Linked DNA regions of Homo sapiens: region 1 is linked to region 2. Evidence: chromatin contacts called from ENCODE Hi-C data. All regions are on one chromosome and are shown on one strand. Each heading gives the region's core, a stretch centred on a gene start or an enhancer-like site at or near the end of the contact. The rest is flanking DNA. Distances are from core to core; before and after follow the strand shown.

Region 1 (6,282 bases), core at 2,689-5,188, 840 kb after region 2:
CCCGAGCATGGCATAGATGGTCCATTGGTATTGGCTGGGATCCTCATCTGCCTCCTCTGCTCTACCCAAGGCAGGTGATAAGGGTTAGAGAACCCCTCTGCTGCCCACACGTTCCCTGGCCTCCATCTCCAGCAGCAGGGTTATCCCCACCCCCTGTCAAAGAATAGGGGTCCCTGGGCCTCTCAACAGGAAGTACCAGATCAGGCAGCTAGCAGACAATCATCGGTGGACCACAGGGCCACTAGAGTGAGACCTATCCATAGATAAAGATTGGCCAGTGATGAAGCCCATCTGGGTGCAAAGGCCGAGCTGAGAGGCTTCTACCAACTGGAGTGTGCCAGTGAGGGTGAGCAGAAGGTGGTCTCCAGGGAGAACATGGGCAGGGTTTGGAGCCAGCACCTCCCCAGGGTTGGAGGAAGCAGACCCAGGACCTGCCTGACTGGGATGGGGCTCTCTTCTGCCATCTCCGCCTCCACCTGCCTAGCTCTGCTCCCCCGCCCCGAGAGATGCCTCCAGGCTTGGGTAGATGAAGCCAGGGGCTTCCTGCCTTCCTGGAAGGCTTTTCCCTGTCTGGAGTTTATGAAAGACCAGCAGGCAATGCGGCAATAAAAAAGACCTTGGGGTAGAGGGGCGCCACGAGAGGCGGGTCTGGCGCTGACATCCAACCCCGTGCCCCCTCCCTGCAGGATGCTGGTGGACTGTGTGCCCCTGGTGGAGGTGGACGACATGATGATCATGGGCAAGAAGCCTGACCCCAAGTGTGTCTTCACCTATGTGCAGTCGCTCTACAACCACCTGCGACGCCACGAACTGCGCCTGCGCGGCAAGAATGTCTAGCCTGCCCGCCCGCATGGCCAGCCAGTGGCAAGCTGCCGCCCCCACTCTCCGGGCACCGTCTCCTGCCTGTGCGTCCGCCCACCGCTGCCCTGTCTGTTGCGACACCCTCCCCCCCACATACACACGCAGCGTTTTGATAAATTATTGGTTTTCAACGATCCTGACTCCTCTCTGCGTCTCCTGGGGGTGGGGAGGGGGTTTGAACCGAAGGCAGCTCCGCAAGGTCTCCAACTCCAGCAGGGATCCTCAGAGGTTCTTCTTCCGACCTCCCACCCCACCCGCCCGCAGCAACGAAGGAGTCGAGCCTCAGTTAAGGCAGGAGGGAATTTAGTGGAGCTGGGGAAGGAAGAAAGTGGGGTTGGGAGAACCTCCCCAACCCCATCCCTGCTGGCCCGGGGACGGGCATCGGCTCTCAGCAAGAGAAGTATTCCCGGGATGCTGAGCGCTTCATTCTGTCTCCAGGACTCAGGCAGGTAGGTCCCAGCTCCGCCGCGCCCCCGGACCTACAGGTCAGCGTGGTCCGAAGTTTCCTCTGGGGGCTTCGCGGGCGCCCACACGTACTCGGGGGGCACCTGCGCGTCGGGCGCCGCCTTGCGGTAGAAGCCGAGCTCCTGCACTAGCGCATTGATCTCTTCGCGGGTCATTTCACTGAGTGGGATGCGCTGAGGCGGAGGAGGGGCGGGGTCAGCAGGCTGGGCCTCGCCTCTGGCCTCGCCCCCAGCCCACCTCCCACGGCCTCACCTCTAGTTCCTCGTAGCGGCGGCCCAGCAGCACGAGCTCAGGGTCGGCCCCAGGGAGGTGTTTCATCACCAGGTTGTGACTGGAGGTGGTGTTAAGGAGCGGGGTGGTGGGCAGAGGGAGGTGGTGGTTTCCGCAGCCTTACTGATGGGAACAGCATTGCCTCCTTTGCTCAGAGCTTACTCTGTGCCCGGGAGGGGCCAGGGTCTCCGCTTATACGTGAGAAAATTAGGGTTCAAAGAAGTAAAGGGCCCTCCTCTCCATTCTGTGGCAGTCATCACTAGTCAATCTCTCTTGCCCACCCAACATGGAGACCACCTCAGAATCCTCTGGGAGCCACTACCAATCAATTCAACTTGTCAGTTGAAAACCATCTGCCACCCCTTTCTGAAGTTACGTGGAGATTCTCCCAGGTGCCCATCCCATTTCCCCTCCCCCAGAACAGAAGGATACTAGAATGGAATGTCCTGCGTGACGAAAGCCTTCACCTGGGGAGGAACCAGAGCATCAGAGACCATGACCTCAGTCTACTCGAGGTACAGACGAGACACTGAAGCCCAGTGAGGTCATAAAGCAAGTCAGGTGCAGGCTAGACTCTCAGCCTAGGCTAGACTCTCAGCCTAGGGATCCTTCCCCCCTCCCCGCCCCAGTCATTGGGACCATGTTGCCCACTCCCCAAGAGGCTCAGGGGGAACAGAGCTAGGGACCTCTTCCTTCAAACTCACCTCCTTTAGGCGGTTCAGCTGTCATCCCCCGCAGGTCTGGAGGGGGATAAAATGGGATAGGTCAGGAGTCCTTCACGTTTATTCCAGTCACATCCCCAAAGCCATACTTCCTTATCCCTGAGTTGGGTCGGGCTGTGAGTTATCCCCGGATCAGCAGTTCCCAAGGTCTGAAGGAAATGCTGGACCCTTGTGGGCAGAAGGGGGAACTGTGTATACAGGTGGGGAGACTCAGGCCTAGAGACACCAGGGGAAAAGAGCAAGGCCAGAGACCCACAGTGTGCCTGCCAGCCTTGGGGCCTGTACATCCTACTGGCTGTGGACTGACTCCCAATGCCCAGGGGAAATGATCACCCTGCTCCTCTTAAGCAGTAGAGACCTGGGCTTGGCCTTTGATCCCTGAAATCTCACAGTGGAGGCAGAGCAGAAGGAAACACCTCAGAATGGCCCTGGGGGCCCCCATTGGAGACACCTACCATCTGGTCCCTACTCTACACAGGCAGACCTCACCCTGCCTGCCACCTGCGGCCCAGCCCCACAGACCATGTGGTTGCTTCCCTGACATGGGAGGATGGGAGGGCTCCTCCCTGCCTTCCCTGAGGAGATGCCACCATCCAGCAGGAGTCTAGACCCCAGGACCACCCACTCCAGCCCTCCTCCATCCTACCCTCAGCCCTTTTCTTAGAGACAGGGTCTCACTATGTCCCCCAAGCTGGTCTTGAACTCCTGGGCTCAAGCAATCCTCCTGCCTTGGCCTCCCAAAGTGCTGGGATTACAGGCGTGCACCACCGGCACCCAACCATTCTACACCCTTTTGTCAGACAGAGCTGACAAAAAGCTCAGAGGCGGGCTGTGATGGTCAAAGTCACATAGCAAGACAGGGACTCCGAACGGGAATTTCCTGGTTGGGGGAGGATGGGAGGCTGCTGCAGAGTAAATGTTGGCAACCAAGTTCCCAACTCGGTTGCCCCTCCGAGTTGGCCCCCTTCCCCGGATCCTGCATATGGGAGGAGGCACCCAGAAAGTCTTCTTTCCCCCCAGGAGAAGGAAAAGAGACTTTCTGGAGCCTCCAGCCCTGGAACCGGGTCGGGGGGGAATTCCAGGAAAACATGAAGTGATGGGGGATGGGAAGTTGGGACAGGATTGGGAGTCATAGGCCACGAGAAGAGTTAGGAGACTGCGTCAGTGTGTCTGGGTGTCCGCTGTCGGACCGGGTAGGGGGAGCTGGGGAAGGGTTCGGAGTTCCAGGCCCCAAAGTCGGTGTCTCAGGCTTCCACGGTGGATGCTGGGGCCATCTGGGGCTAGGGAACAGGAGGGATGGTCCCGGCGCCAGGGGGAAAGCAGGGAGACTCGCGGTTCGAGGTGGTCTTGGGGCCGGGACGGACGGTGCTCCCATGGGGCCGCAGGGTTGGGGAACGATAGTGCCGGGGCTGGAGGCCGGCGTACTCACCTCTACCCGGGCGCGGGTTAGGCCGCTCAGACGGTTCCAGTCCGGCCGGTAGGCAGTGGCGGCTGTGGCTGGGGCCACAAGCGCCGCGAGAAGCAGCAGCAGCGCCAGCGGAGGCAACAGGAGGCTCATCGGGACCCGGCCGCAGATGATGCGCAAGCTGGAGGCGAACCTCCGAGTCGCTGCGCCACGTCTGGGCCCCCAGGCTGGCCCCGCCCCCGCCCCCGCCCCCACTCCCGCTAGAGGCCCAGTCCCGCTGGAGACCACGCCCCCAGCGCTCGGTCTCCGCCCCAGGACTCCCCGCCGTTACCTCCCGCTAGCTCAGGGCGAGGTCCTGGCTCCTCCCTGGCGTTTGGGCCGTCACTTTCCCAGGTCCGAGAGTGTCGACGCTCCTTTTGTCGACCGAGGATGTGGACGCTCCCCCAGGATGCGGCCAGGCAGCGCCACCTCACGCCGGCAGAGGGTGCCGGCGAGACGCTGAGGGACACTGGAGTTTCTGAGCCGAACCTGCGACTTTAAGATAGGGAAACTGGTAGGACATCCAAGAAAAAAAAAGGAAAGAAAGAAAGAAGAATAAATAAGGGAAACTGGCTTTCTGAGGACTCCTCGCTTTGGAGCGTGGGAGATGAGGAGTGAGGTTCGGTGGAGGGGGTGCGGCTTCTGGGAGCCACTGAGACCTACCAGCGTGTCTTCTTACCATCCACAGCTACTGCTGAGCAGACTTTCTGACCTGGGGTGAGGAAAGGAATTTGCTATTCAAAGGTGGGAAAATGCAAGGAGGGTTACAGCTGATAGGCCACAACAGGGTCTTAAATCAGCTGGGTTAAATTTATGGAGTCAGGATTTACTTTTTTTTTTAATGTGGCTATCCAATTCAATTAAAAATCTTGTCTTTTTCATTGCTACTCTGCCGCGTTACCTCTGTTATATATAAATAGGCAACCACGGCCGGGCGTGGTGGCTCACACCTGTAATCCCAGCACTTTGGGAGGCCGAGGTGGGTAGATCACTTGAGGTCAGAAGTTCGAGGCCAGCCTGGCCAACATGGTGAAACCCCATCGCTACTAAAAATACAAAAATTAGCTGGGCGTGGTGTGGGCGCCTGTAATCCTAGCTACTTGGGAGGCTGAGGCAGGAGAATCACTTCAACCTGGGAGGCAGAGTTTGCAATGAGCCGACATCCTACCACTGCACTCCAGCCTGGGCGACAGAGACTGTCTCAAAAATAAATAAATAAATAAATAGGTAACCATATAAATATATGGGAGTCTACTTCTGAATATCATACCCTATTCTAGTCCTTCAGTGGGTTTGTCTAACTACGCTGTCTTATTAACTATAGCTTTATAGTCAGACTTGACATCTGGTTGTGTGTTGGTCCTCTAGCTTTGTTCTTTCTTTCTTTCTTTTTTTTTTTGAGACGGAGTCTCGCTCTGTTGCCCAGGCTGGAGTTCAGTGGCCTGATCTCGGCTCACTGCAACCTCCGCCTCCCGGGTTCAAGCAATTCTCCTGCCTCAGCCTCCCGAGTAGCTGGGACTACAGGCACGCGCCACCACGCCCAGCTAATTTTTTTGTATTTTTAGTAGAGATGGGGTTTCACTGTGTTAGCCAGGATGTTCTTGATCTCCTGATCTCATGATCCGCCCGTCTCAGCCTCCCAAAGTGCTGGGATAACAGGTGTGAGCCACTGCGCCTGGCCCATTTTTTTTTGTTTTTTTGTTTGTTTGTTTTTTTGAGACAGAGTCTTGCTCTGTCAGCCAGGCTGGAGTGCAGTGGCACGATCTCAGCTCACTGCAACCTCCACCTCCCAGGTTCAAGCGATTCTTCTGCCTCAGCCTCCCAAGTAGCTGGGATTACAGGTGCCCACCACCACGCCCAGCTAATTTTGTATTTTTAGTAAATATGGGGGTTTCATCATCTTGGCCAGGCTGGTCTCGAACTCCTAACCTCAAGTCATCCACCCGCCTTGGCCTCCCAAAGTCCTGGGATTACAGGTGTGAGCTGCTGGGCTGGCTATTTTTTTTTTTTTTTTGAGACAGAGTCTTGCTCTGTTGCCCAGGCTGGAGTGCAGTGGCTCAATCACAGCCTGAACCTCCCAGGCTCAAGCAATCCTCCCACCTCAGCCTCCTGAGTAGCTGGGACTACAGGCATGCACCATCATGCCCAGCTGATTTTTTTTTTTTTTTTTTGAGACGGAGTTTCACTCTCATTGTCCAGGCTGGACACTCTCATGTCCAGTGGCATGATCCGGACTCACTGCAACCTCTGCCTCCCAGGTTCAAGCGATTCTCTTGCCTCAGCCTCCTAAGTAGCTGGGATTACAGGCGTCGGCCACCACACCCGGCTAATTTTTTGTCTTTTTAGTAGAGACGAGGTTTCACCATGTTGACCAAGCTGGTCGCAAACTCCTGGGCTCAAGTGATCCTCCTGCCTTGGCCTCCCAAAGTACTGGGATTACAGGCATGAGCGACCATGCCTGGCCTGTGGCCTACATTTTCCTGTGGTGAGGGCCATGTGTGATCCCACAGCCTCAGTAAG
Region 2 (6,617 bases), core at 4,028-6,527:
TGGTCTGAGGATGTGGGCAGGCCACTCAGACTCTCTGAGCCTCAGTCTTCTCATCTGCAAAATGTATCATGTCTATTGCAGGGAGTTCTGCACTGATTCTCCTCCACCCTGATGTCAAGTCCTCCTGTTCCCATCCCATCCCCAGCTCTATTTGCCATTTCAGGAAGTGGGGGTAGCCAGGGACCGATCCAAGTCAAGCTCACCTGCCTCTGGGAGCCCTTGCCTCAGCATGTTTTCAGCCTATACGTGCTCGCCTGGGCATTCGGGGGGAGCCCAGTTTTCTGCGAGTCAGATGGAAACCCTAACCCCTTGGGCACTTCAGGAAGCAGTTTTAAGCACAAACCAGGTCACTGGCCTTGTCTAAGGCAGGATCTGTTATTCTTTTGTTCATTCCACAGATGAGGAAACAAAGGCTCAGAGATGTGAAGGAATTTTCCCAAGGTCACCCAGAGAGATGGAACGGGGCTGAGACAGGATTTCAAGCCCAGCCAGGTCTCTTCATTCTTCTGCACACAGCCATTCCTCGTGTCTGCTGCATGCTCACTCCACATGAGGCAGGATGCTGGTGGCAGGGGTGTAACTGTGAACTCACTCTTTGATTTATTCCACAAATGCCTAGAGCACCTTCCATGTTCCAGGCGCCGGATGTGCCCATGTCCCCCAGGGTGATCCAGGAACATACACACATATGAGAGGACACACTGGCACATACCTAAGCTTGCACATGCACAGACATGCATGCAGAGACGCACCCAGATATCCATGCCTACAAGCATTCATAAATACAGATACAGACATATGCCTCCATTAGGACACTGACATCCAGGCTTCAAAATGAGGTAAGAGAAATACACATGCAACACACATTGGTATATAACACACATCAGCATGCAACGTCCATCAGCACACAGACCTCAGCCACACACCCATGGGGGCCCAGAAGCAGCCCACACACTCAAGCCTTTCTTCCTCCCCTCTTGCTGCCACGTCTTGACACCCCTCATCCCCAATGTGTCAAGGGAGCCCCATTTGGCCATAACCAATGCCTCATCTGAGTTTGACACCCCACCCCACCACAGTCACAGCCCCCGGCGGCTGGGGCATGTGACTTCCCTTCCTAGGCAGAGCAAGGACCTCCAGCCCATCCCCAGAGCATGGACGCTTTTGGCCTTGCCACCAAGGTCCCTCCTCTCTCTAAGAGGCTGCCCTTCCACCACCCCAAATCCTTTCCAAGACAACCGTGAGACACAGAGGGTTTAGAAACCAGGCAAGTTTTAAATATAAGTTTGCACAATATTAACATTAAATATACATCATAAATAAGGCTTATAAATATAAAACTGATAAAAATTGATAAAAATCGATAAATTAGTCATGTCCCTCCAAGGAACTGGCCTCGCAGTTTCTGAGACCCCCTCTAGGAGAGCAATGGCTCCTGCGTGAGAAAATTCCAGGATCCACCACCAGGGGGAGCAGCCAGCAGCGAGGACCCAAGACGGGCTTCCCGGCGCTGGGAGGTGGGTCTGCTTTTACAGAGACCTCCGTGTACACCTCCCAGCGCCATTTGCACCACCTGTCCTGATTTACAGATTTTTAATATCCACCTTACGTCAGGGAATCCAAGCAACCGACAGGCAGTGGGGGCCTTGTACAGCCTCTAACTCCCTAGCTTCACAAAGAGAAAACAGGTCCACAGAGGTAAAGTGACCTGCCCCAGGCCACGTGGCGACTTCGGGGCTGGCCTGGGACCTGAGCTCCATTCCCTGGACCCCCGGATCAGGGCTCCTGGGACACCCTGCCGCTGTTACAGCTGCCTAAAGTGAGGTCACCCAGACATCCAGGTGTCTGGTTTGGGACATGATGAGGCATAGGAGGCCAGCTCAGGCTGTGACCTCCCCTTCAGAAACACGGAAAGGAGGAAGTCTGGGGGCAACGGCCCTGCAAGTCATGAGAGGGAAGGACCGGCAGGCCTCGGGGAGCAAGGCAGGGGGGCAGTCAGCCCGGCCATGAGTCAGCCTGTGTCATCAGACCCCTGAATCAATGGAAAGTCGGTCCCGCGTGGCCCGCCCGGCCACCCCACTGGGCCTGGGGAACTTGGGGCTGAGGTGGGAGCGCAACAGCCTGACTCTGTCTCCCAGCCTGGAGGAGGTAGAGGGGTCTGCCCAGCTCCCACCTCTTAAAGTGCACTTCTCAGTGGCTAGTAGCAGAGGGGAACAGGTTTGGGGACCCGGGAGCTGTCATCCTGCGATGGTTCCTCTCATCCACAGAGCACCTGCCGCATCCTTCACCGGCAAGGGGTGCTCTCGAGGCTACCGGGGCAGCTGTCCCCTGGTCATGAGTCTCTTGCCTTTCCTGGAGGGTCTGGTCCTGCGCACCCCCTTCCTCAGGGCCTGGTGGGGGCTGTGTCTCCGGCTCCGGTTCGGGCTCTCCCCCCACTTGCTGAAGACCCGCCCCACTGAGTGCATGAAGCGATGGTAGCCATGCAGGAACCTGCAGCCCTCCAGCTTGCGCTGAAAAGCATCCGAGGCAGGGGTGGGGGTGGGCGGCTGAGAGGCCCCCCGGCCAGCCTTCGTGGGCTCAGCCGTGTCTGAGTTGTCCAGCAGCTGGGCCATGCAGTAGATGTTGTTCCTGAGCCCGAGGATGTTCGGCCTCGCCATCTGCAGCTTCTCCAAGTCCTCGATGTTCAGCCCAGACCTCTCCAAATCCTGGGCCTTGGGGAGGCGCTGCTCTAAGTCGGCCAGTCTGTGCAGGACGCAGCCCAGTGTGGCATTGAGGGTCTGCAGGAAGCCCCGCCTGCCCAGCCCCCTCAGGGTCTCCTCACTGGGGAAGGCCCCGGGGCGCTCCCTGCAGTGCTCTCTCAGTTTAGGAACATCCAGGCCTTGGATACGTATCTGGCGGGAACAGGAGGATCACAGGGTGAATGCTGAGGATCCGGACCACACTCACAGACAAGTAAGCCTTGAAATGCTAGACCTCATGCACCCCAATCCAATCTCCCACTGGACAGATCCGGAAACTGAGGCCCGAGAGGGAAGAGGACCCCAAGATCACTGCAGGCAAGGTCGGAGTGATGTTGGGGGGCTGGTGGGATGCCCGTGGGGAATGAAGAGCTTCAAGAGGGCTGGACTCTGTCTTGCTCACTGCTACGTCCCAGTGCCTAGACCAGAGCCTGGCAGGTGTGCAGGAAACACACTGAGTAAGCAGGTGAGCATGGTGATGGTGTCCGGAGTCCCGCCCCGGGACCACAGAGCTAGGAAAGCTGGAGGGCCAGCCTTAGCTCCTCAGGGTTAAGGCTGGAATAACATAGCGACTCAGTTCCCCGACCTGGCCATATGGAGTGGGGCTAGGCCTGTCCTCCCTGCTTCTCACTCCCTTCCTAACCCCATAGTTCTCTGAGACTCAGATGCCACAAGGGCCCAGGTGCTTACATAGGGGTCCAGGAGTCTGCTGGTGTCCTGCATGAGATCTGTCTGCTTCTGGAGCTGGCCAAGGAGCACGCGGTACTCTTTCGAGCAGCTGCCTATAGCCGCCATGCTCGCCATGCTTGGAAACAGGAGTGCAAGGACCAGACCTAAGGCAGAGAAGAGGGGTGTCACCTGACTTGGTGAGGAAAGCCACAGATGGGAGCCTCGGGGAGGGGGTTCAAGAGGGCCTTGAAAGGTGCCTCCTTCATCCCAGACTTTGTGTAGTGGAGGGCGGGGGCTGGGCACTGTGTGGCACGGTGTGTGCCCAGGTGTGCCCACCAAGGCCACCATCATCTCCCCAGTAAGTCACTGCCCAGGGCCTGACACAGCAAGCAGTGGGAGGGACTGAGACAGTGGCTGCGATTTACCAAGTAGGTCTTTGAGCAAAGGCTGCAGTGCCTGGCCGGATCCCAGTCCTGCCTACAGCACGGTTCTAACCTCGGGAGCTGACTCTCTGCAAGGTGGGACTGGCTCCCTGCAAGACCACTGGGCTAAAGACCGGCCACTGCCCTAGGACCTGCCTTGTCAGCTGCTCTGGCCATCCAGGTAGATGGGCCTGAGAGGGCTTCAGGGCAGGCAGCCCGGGAGCAGCTTGTGTCCTCAGCTCTGTCTAGAACCAGGAGAGGCTGCCTTTTCAACCAGAGGTGCAGCCTGGAACAGATGTGGAAGACCTTCCAGTCCATGTCCCCACTTTCCTGACAGGTAAACCAAGTCTCAGGAGAAGGTCCTACTCAGGTCACACAAGGCCAGGGCTCTCCCCTGACCTCTCTTGCCTCCCTCCTCTCTCCATAAGTGGCTCCTTCTGTCAGGCCCACCAGGGATGCTGTGAGCCTGTCAGAAGGTGTTGGGGGCGGGTACAGTTACCGCTCACCACCACCCCCAACGGGGCACCGGCAGCCACGTGGTCGGAAGGGGCCTATGGCGCAATGGCCCGGAAGGCAGTGACACCATCGTTCCCGTCCTAAGAACCATCCGGCCCTTTGGGGAAGACTGGCTGTTGGGGAGGGCCAAGGGGCCAGGCACCCAGGCTTAGCGACCCCACGGCACCCTCGCCGCCTCCCCAGGTATCTGCTGCCGGGCTCTGGCAGGGGCCTGTGCCTGTGGCAGCGCACGTGGGACTGGGGTTTCTGTGTGGCTGTGCATCTGGGTCTGTGTGCGGCGTGAGGGAGACCTGTTCCGTTCACCATGGGGACTCTGGTCTGCATGTGGGGGTTCCTGGGCTGGTGAGATCCAGGGCTGTAGATGACGTCATATGGCTGTGTGCGCATGTGGCCATGTGGGTGTGGCTGTGCATGCTGTGTGATTGTGTGGGCCCTGGGGCCCCCAGGCCTGGCTGACTTTCTATTCATCCCGGGCAAGCTGGAGGCCCCACAACCCCTCCACACCTCACACCACTTCCCTGCCCAGCTTCTGAGCCTCCCTCTCCTGCCCAGCCTCTTTGCCCATCCTATTCTCTCACCCCCTGGTTCCCAGAGTTGCCTCTACATCTTGACATCACCTCCCCCTGGAAGCCTTCCAGGGATGCCCCTTCTCTACCTGTGGAGATGCCAGGTTCTCAGTGGACCACTCTCTCTGCCTGACCTCCTGGCTCTCTCCCCTTCTCAGCATCCTTCTGCCTGGCGCCTGGCCTCCCCAGTTCCCGGAGGGCAGAGGGTGCCTCTGCTCCCCACCGGCACCCGTGGGCAGACCCAGCAGGCGGGTTCTGGCGGGGAGGAAGGAAGTACTTACTGAGCAGCGTCCTCTGTGTGAGCAGTACCCCCATGCTGGGTGCCCGTGCTCCGGCCCGCGCCCGCTGGGGGTGACACCTCTCGGCTGGGAGCCCTGCAGGCTGGCAGCCACTTTATGCCCGCTGGGGCGATTGGCCAACACCTCATGAGGTGGGTGGGGATGGGGAGGGGGGAGGGCAGGCCTTCTGGGAACATGACCCCAAAAACCAAAATTTCCACGGGCGGCCAATGGGCGCAGGGCGCGGTGTATGCCCGCTCCTCCTCCTGTTTTCTTCGAATTCGTTCTTCGAGGTCAGCCCTACGCCCAAGGATGATGTAAAACCGCAGCCTCAGCCTTCCTAGGGTGAGTGGGGAGGAAAAGGGTCCATGCCATCTTCAGGGAACTGGGCCAGGGATGGGCAGGAGGGACTTCGAGCTGGGCCTCTGGAGGCCCCAGGCCAGTCTTGGCCCAGGAGCCATTGGCCTCACAGGACACGGTGGTTGGGGGCTGAGGGGAGCGAGACATCTTCCTTCTTGAGTGCCCTTCCTGCCCTCTCGCCGGGGCTGTTGGGACATCTGTGAGCGGAAACCACCGGGCTCTGGGCACAGAGCCAGACGCAGGCTGGCAGCCCCGAGATTGTGGTTCAGGCCCCAGGACCAGCATCCCCCAGCCCGGCTCCCGACGGTCTCCTTTCCCCCATCGTGCACCCTCTGCCAGGCCCACTCCCCAAAGCCAGGCCTTGTCTTTGTAGGCAGGCTCCACTGGGGAGAACTGGACACTTGGAGCAAGAGAAACAGGAGGCCAGGGTTCAAGCCTGCTGAGGTGCTGTGTGACCTGAGGCAAGTCACTTAACCTCTCTGGGCCTCAGAGACCCACAACTATAAAATGAGGAGGAGAAAAGCCTTTCCCAGCCCACCTCACAGGGTTGCTGCCAGCATGGACATAAAAGGAAAAGACCTCTGAAGGAAAAAGCAAAGATGAAGGTCTGATTCCAAGTATTAGCTGTCGAGGGGGCGGGATGGGGGAAGGAGGAGATGGGGAAGCTGTGAGCTCAGAGGGGAAGCCGGGGAGGGGGAGTTGCCGCCTTGACAGTTGGGGACCAGGTTTCACTTTCTCTGAAAGATAGCGATCTTAGGTTGGTCCTCTGCGAAAGGGCCCTGGGAACAGCGCCTCCCTAGTCAAACTGCTACTTTACTGTGGGGTAAACTGAGGCCTGGGTGAAGGCAGACAGGGAGGCCAAGAGGCTGGCCCAGGCCTATAGACCCTGCCTGGTCAGCACATCTCCCAGGCCCAGAGGAGGGTCCTTGGCCTGCACCCTAAGAAGCCCGGGTGGGAGGAGGCCCTCAGGAGTCTGGGGAGTCAGGGTGGGACTCCTGGAGGCTGCCAGGGAGGCCTGAGCTGCTCCAGCTGGAGGGAGCATGGGGTCTGGGGCGCCTGAGCAAGGAG

What was found. Hi-C counts contacts between places; a loop is a spot of excess contacts on that map. Pooled maps may share reads with other maps.
Region 1: a loop to region 2 is called in a pooled map, with 11 times the contacts of the local background. The contact joins the promoter of SELENOM here to the promoter of OSM in region 2. A Hi-C loop is called at or near these places in 1 of 168 maps with a recorded cell type or tissue (ovary) and 3 of 50 pooled maps.

Annotation. Positions count from the first base shown.
Region 1 is chr22:31,103,630-31,109,911 of GRCh38, forward strand. SELENOM (selenoprotein M) reads right to left here and starts at 3,939. Exons shown (of 5, transcript NM_080430.4): 1 at 3,748-3,939; 2 at 2,301-2,336; 3 at 2,029-2,063; 4 at 1,579-1,657; 5 at 1,148-1,499. The coding sequence starts at 3,876. The coding sequence ends at 1,341. It overlaps LOC105372995 (a long non-coding RNA gene), which reads right to left. Exons shown (of 3, transcript XR_938163.3): 2 at 4,442-4,474; 3 at 4,007-4,257. LOC124905100 (a long non-coding RNA gene) reads left to right here and starts at 4,253. Exons shown (of 2, transcript XR_007068063.1): 1 at 4,253-4,479. It overlaps SMTN (smoothelin), which reads left to right. Exons shown (of 21, transcript NM_134269.3): 21 at 687-995. RefSeq lists enhancers at 173-1,123, 2,623-3,395.
Region 2 is chr22:30,261,574-30,268,190 of GRCh38, forward strand. OSM (oncostatin M) reads right to left here and starts at 5,278. Exons shown (of 3, transcript NM_020530.6): 1 at 5,193-5,278; 2 at 3,429-3,571; 3 at 1,256-2,891. The coding sequence starts at 5,226. The coding sequence ends at 2,310. RefSeq lists enhancers at 1,458-2,257, 2,258-3,056, 4,442-4,521, 4,582-4,681.